2 separate regions of the Homo sapiens genome follow, and region 2 is linked to region 1. A link is a loop called in an ENCODE intact Hi-C map of the cell type or tissue named here. Cell type or tissue: ovary. All regions are shown on one strand. Each heading gives the region's core, and the rest is flanking DNA. Links, peaks and the distances in the headings are about the cores only. Region 1 overlaps CLEC2A (C-type lectin domain family 2 member A). Region 2 has its middle 13 kb from the start of KLRF1.

Region 1 (2,919 bases), core at 176-2,675:
ACATAAATGTCTTCTTTTGTCTTTCTGCTCTTTTTAATCAATGAATAAATGAACATAAAAACTTACTGTAGAAACTCTTGTCTATATTTAACTTCCAGATGTTTAGACAGCAATAACATTAAGCTCTAAGACTACACTGACAGTAGAGACTATAAACAAGAAGACTATCAGTATTCTTGAGAATGACCGAAACCCAACCCAACCCAACCCAACCCAACCCAATCAAACCAAAACAAAACAAAGAGCAGTGCTACTTAGCCAAATATAAGTGCTAAATTAAGCAAACCATGCATATGGAAAATCAAGTGCTGGGGACTATTTGGCCATGGCTCAGGAATTAAATTCTACCTTTGGATCTTTTTCACAAAATAAACCCATAGAACCCAGAGGAAATTTAACAACTTCATTTTTACAAATATTGCAATTCCAATGAGACAGTCTTGCAAAAGGTCACATATGCCGTTATTTCTTTGTTTTTTTTCATTTAACTTAATATGATAGTGAAGGAGTTCAGAACATGATGCCCCGAAATATGTCACTCAGGCATATAGACTCTTTTGAGTTAAACGCACTTTTAAAACAGCAGATGCAAGAGAAAACACTCTGAGCTTCCTTATTTTTCTTATAAGCAGGAGATAAAATACCTTTGTGAAAGATATCTTCTCTATACCAGAAGGAAAGCAACATTCTTATAGTCAAGGATAGGTAGTTGAGGCCAAAGGAAATGTGTGCAAACAACATTTGTTAATTTAACATTTATCTTTCCGGTCACTTTTCTACCCAATTAATTACCCTAGATCAAACCTCTTTGCCTTGCCACATTTTCATAATTTATTACCCTTTGTTGAATTCAATATATAAGTGTTCAACTCTACCTGCATCTTTAGGCTTTCATAAGGAAGACGTGCATGTCACGTCAAACTTATATTAACTAAACGCATGTGCTTTGCTCAAGTTGATGTGTCTTGTGTCAATTTCATTCTCAGGCCCGCAGAAAAACCCTGAGCGGGTAGAGGTAAGATTTTGCATTCCAACTAATAGAAATAAATAAAGTTTTATAGAACAAACTATTAGTGACATAACTTACTCTTGATTAAAAAGAAATTAAAGGAATGCTACAATTATGAAGGTCAAGCTGCATGGTTTTTAAAATTTATCAAGCATTAGAGTTATACAGCCAAGGTGTTTGATCCTAGGTCTGGAATGTATTATTTGTGAGAGGCAACTTACTCATTCTGTCCTGTATATTTTTTATCTGTAAATGGATTTTCTTATACCTGTATCCTAGTCTAATGAGGATTAAATACAAATAGCAGAGCATAGTGTATTTAACATTAGCTCACTAATTCACAAACTCTAAAAAAGAAAATTATCTGTAACAAGCCCATAGAACTGATGTTTATGTGGGATTTTTTTTTATAAATATAGAAATTGATCCTCCTAGTTTTAAAACTTGAAACTTACATTTGTCTTATTTGAGTTCATTCTTTAGGAATCTGACCTTTAGTCCTCTCAGATAGTAACAGGAAACCGAAAGTCACCAGATCACCACTTCCAGACAAGGGACTCCTCACTGCCATGATTGTCTAACCGACCACCTGCTCCCTGTTGACCAACTCTTCTTCCCTACCCCTCCCTAATTCGGGAATAGTCATTGTCTCCGGGATTGGCTTTCTGTGCCCTGAGCAATGGGACCTAGACTGAACCCCTGGCATTTCAGTAACATCGCTATTGCTGTTGCCATCTGGTGGTCATCTAAGAATTTAAGATTATTTTTCTTAAGCATCAAGGACTATAAAGTCAAGAACATAATTCTATTGTAAAACTGAGAGTGTTTGGGGGAGAGGCAAGGATTATGGTAAAAACTGTTGAACTGGTAAAAATTTGAGGACAAGTGTCTATAAAACCCTTTAATCACTCTAGATGTGGGAGATTTGGAGTTAAACTTGAGATATACATGGACCCTTCAGGAGTGAAGAACCATAGAAAGTGTATGAATTAAACCACTCACCTATCATAATAATGCAAACTGTAGTAATAATAATACTCAGGAAGCACATAAGGCCAATCTTCCAGTTTTGTATCAACTTGGGAACTGCAAATTAAATCAACACATATTTTACAATTTCTGAATAAACACTGACTCGATATTATTACTGGTGTATTCCTCTCCTATAATTGTTAATCAGGAAACCCTCAATCAAGTACATACATCTCAAAATAACAAAGGATAGCAAACCATCAAAAAGTGCAAGGAAGATAAGTACCAAAAAATGATTGCTATAGCTGTTCGGCTCGAGAGAGTGGTGAGTGGAGAAATCACTGAGTTTTGGGGGAATGAGGAAGGAAAGGAAAGGAAAGTTTACTTAAAAGGTAGAAATAGTTTGAATGGGGGATTTTAAGCAAAAAGGCATAAAGATCATCAAAAGGTCCACGATTAGAGCAAATGTTTATAACAGATATATAAGGCAATAGGATTAAAGACAGGAAAGAAAGGAGTCATAAGGTCATGACAGAAGACCTTAAATGAGAGATATATTTTTCTTTATTCTTTAAGCCATGGAGGAAATAAACAATGTGTTTCAGCCAGAGAATATTCAAGATAAAAGCAGTAATTTATTTATTTGTGGTAAGCAAACAAAATTAGAGAAAACTCAGGATTTGACACTCGTGGAAATGCTATGAGGTTAAGAACAAATAATAATTCTATTAATGATAAAGTAATTGTAGCTGATATATCATTAGTAGATGTAGAAACAATCTAGGAAGAATGTGCGTGTATGTGTGTGTCTGTGTGTGTGTGTGTACAGTCATGCATAGCTTAGCAATGGGGAGATATTTTGAGAAATGTGCCTTTAGGTGATTGTGTCATTGTTGGAACATCATAGAATGTACTTACACAAACTTAGACAGTATAGC
Region 2 (2,919 bases), core at 170-2,669, 110 kb before region 1:
AGCCATTGGGTTGCCCTCCAGGCTTGGGGGAATATCCTTGCAGCAAAGTGCACTGTGGAAACCTGCTGCCAGTCTCATGGCATTCCCTCTTTTATGTCTTTTTATTTTTTTATTTTTTTAATTAATTAATTTATTATTATTATACTTTAAGTTTTAGGGTACATGTGCACAATGTGCAGGTTAGTTACATATGTATACATGTGCCATGCTGGTTCTTTTATGTCTTAACTGACATATAAATCTAACCAAAAATTCCTTCCTAAAAACCTTGTAGGATTTTAAAATTAATTAATTATTTTCGAGACGGGGACTCTTTCTGTAGCCAGGCTGGAGTGCGGTGGTATGATCAGGGCTCACTGCAGCTTTTAACTTCTGTGCATGTGATCCTCCCACCTCAGCCTCCCCAGTAGCTGGGAGTACAAGCGCAGGCCCCCACGCCCAGCTGGAATTTTAAAAAATAGAATAACAAATTTACAAGGTCGCAATTTCGACTCTTTTCACACATTTCATGATACGGAGGAAGAAAACATTTTTCCCCCGAGAGAGGCTTCAGGATGGCTGTCTACAGGCCCTCAGTACTTTCCTCCACAAAGAAGAACCAAAACACCCAGTAGAAAATCAGACTTGGAATACAGCATCTAAAAGAACACATTCGAATTAAGCAGAGAAGCGACAGGAAAGCTCTGAGGCAGGAAAGAGACAGAGGGGAGGCAGGTAGCTCAGCTGAAACTGTCTGGGAGCCCAGAGACTTCTTAGTGCAGGGAAAGTGTGTCCACATTCCCACCGCAGACTCCTGCAGTCGTAGCCATGGGAGAGCCCTGGGGGCCCCGAGACTAGGATGGGGAGCTGCCTGGAGCCTGCACCGCGCAACAGCACTGTTCCAGGACGGAGCTCAGGCGAGGTCCCACACACCTCCTGGACCAGGCTATTTGGAGCCCAGCCCCAACAAGACTTCATCCTGCCTCGGGTCTCAACAGCTTCCGCATCTCCACATCCCTGGAGCCCCGCAGACATCCTTCACTTCCCCCACAACACCCCACACACCGGGAGGGCTGTAGTGGCACAAGGCTGATTGGTGCCAGCCGTGTGGCTGGGTCCCTGGCACTCTAGCCCCAAAGGTGTTCTACACCCCGGGGGAATCGGCAGTGCAGTGCACTGGGGAGGCTGCCTCCAGTCAAAGGGAGCCAAAACGCAAGCTCCCCAGAGCCTGACAGCCACTTGAGTGAGGTCGCTGCCACTGACAGCCACCCCGACTCCCAATAGCAAAGCAGCTGCGCACCGACAGGCTTTCTCCACCCACTGCCATCTCCACAGCCGGGACTGCCACCACCCAAGCACGCCGCTGGGAGGCGCCTGGGGATTGCCCACTCTGCCAACCACAGCCTGAGCCCTGAGCACAACATAGGGGATTGGGTTGTCTGAGGGTAGGACCACACCACCAAGCAAAGCCTCTCCCAGTGCCTGAGCACACTGCCCAGGGGCCTGGGGATCCATGGCCCTGTCCCACCCGTAGCTCCGCGTATGCTCCTGCACCATCAGGAGGCCTGACTGAAGACCCAGCCTGGCTGCTCGCAAGCCCCACCTACCACAGCCTGTGTGCACCATCAGGAGGCCTGAGGTTGGACCCGCAAAGCCTGGTACGGCCCACAAGTGCCCAAGTGCATCATTCAGTGGCCTGGGGACCGCCTTTCCACCACCGCTGACATCTGCACTCCTTTGGGGGCCCGAGGGCTGCCCGCCCAGCCCACCCTTTGCTGCCACCATAAAAGGTTATTGTAATGGAGGTAAAGAGTAGAATGATAGTTACTAGCAGCTGTGAAGGATGTGTGTGTGTGTGTGTGGGAGGGGGGAGGTATGCAAACATACAATTAGAAGGAATAAGTTCTAGTGTTCAACAGAATAGTAGAGTGACTATAGTTAACGACGATGTATTTTATATTTCAAAATAGTTATGAGAAGATTTGAAGTGTTCCCAACACAAAGAAATAATAAATGCTTGAGGTGATGGATATCCTAAACACCCTGACTTGATAATTACACAACCGATGCATGTATCAAAATATGACATGTACCTTAGAGATACATGAAAATATTATGTACCAATAAGAATATAAAAAAGAAATAAAATGAAACAAGAATACTTTTCTTATAAATCATGATGATAACAAGAACTATAGAAATTGCACCTTCAAATTAACTTGACAAGGCAAATCCTACCTATTTTCTAATATACTACTTTCTAGCTTAAATGTAAAAAGCCAGTTATTTCAATGAATTCAAAATTTATTTGTGGAAGTAACAGAAATGTCTCAACATGCTATGGTTTGATTAATCATTTCTACACTAACTTCTGAGAGAAGATTTGACAAGAGGACTCTGGGATAGGAGCTATCTATATCCAGGATGATTCTATCTGAGCCGCAGATGGACTTCTGTGGATTTTTTGTGTGGTTGAGGTCTATTTCTCTGTCAGCAGATACCACTTGAGTAGCAGGAGACAAGGTATAGCTTGCTACGCACTCCATCTTTCTTTTCTTTGACTCTGTCCAGCTAATTGTACAAAGTGTGTGGATCAAGCAATGACCTAGATTATCATTATATTGGATCCAAGTTATTGGTGTGTTTCTTGGGTTGGCCTAGCATTGTATTTACCAAGACTATGAGGAAAGTGGTGCTAAAATACGCTCCTGTAAATCTCCTGGCTTCCAGGCATAGTCCTTACCACAATGTGTAAGAGCAACCCAATTTCTGCCTGTATGGCTGCTGCGGCTGCTGCTGCTTCTTATTCCTCTTCTTATTCTTCTTCTTTTGAGATGGAGTTTCACTCTTGTTGCCCAGGCTGGAGTGCAATGGCGTGATCTCAGCTCACTGAAACCTCCGCCTCCTGGATTCAAGTGATTCTCCTGCTTCAGCCTCCTG

Evidence for each region. Hi-C counts contacts between places; a loop is a spot of excess contacts. Peaks named below come from ENCODE experiments on the same cell type or tissue, not always from the same donor. Only the 100,000 strongest peaks of a DNase experiment are listed, where the experiment ranks them.
Region 2: it touches region 1 in a loop (2.9-fold over the local background); 74 of 110 quality-filtered maps call a loop at or near these places.

Annotation. Positions count from the first base shown.
Region 1 is chr12:9,924,249-9,927,167 of GRCh38, forward strand. CLEC2A (C-type lectin domain family 2 member A) reads right to left here. Exons shown (of 5, transcript NM_001130711.2): 2 at 2,012-2,095. Among named protein-coding and RNA genes, the nearest start is that of CLEC2A, 6.7 kb to the right of the region's middle. In ovary, for the core only: a CTCF peak has its summit at 1,717 (motif pointing left); no DNase peak of the experiment used is centred there.
Region 2 is chr12:9,813,026-9,815,944 of GRCh38, forward strand. It overlaps a transcript of KLRF1 not described here. Among named protein-coding and RNA genes, the nearest start is that of KLRF1, 13 kb to the right of the region's middle. In ovary, for the core only: no CTCF peak of the experiment used is centred there; a DNase peak (open chromatin) is centred at 1,326.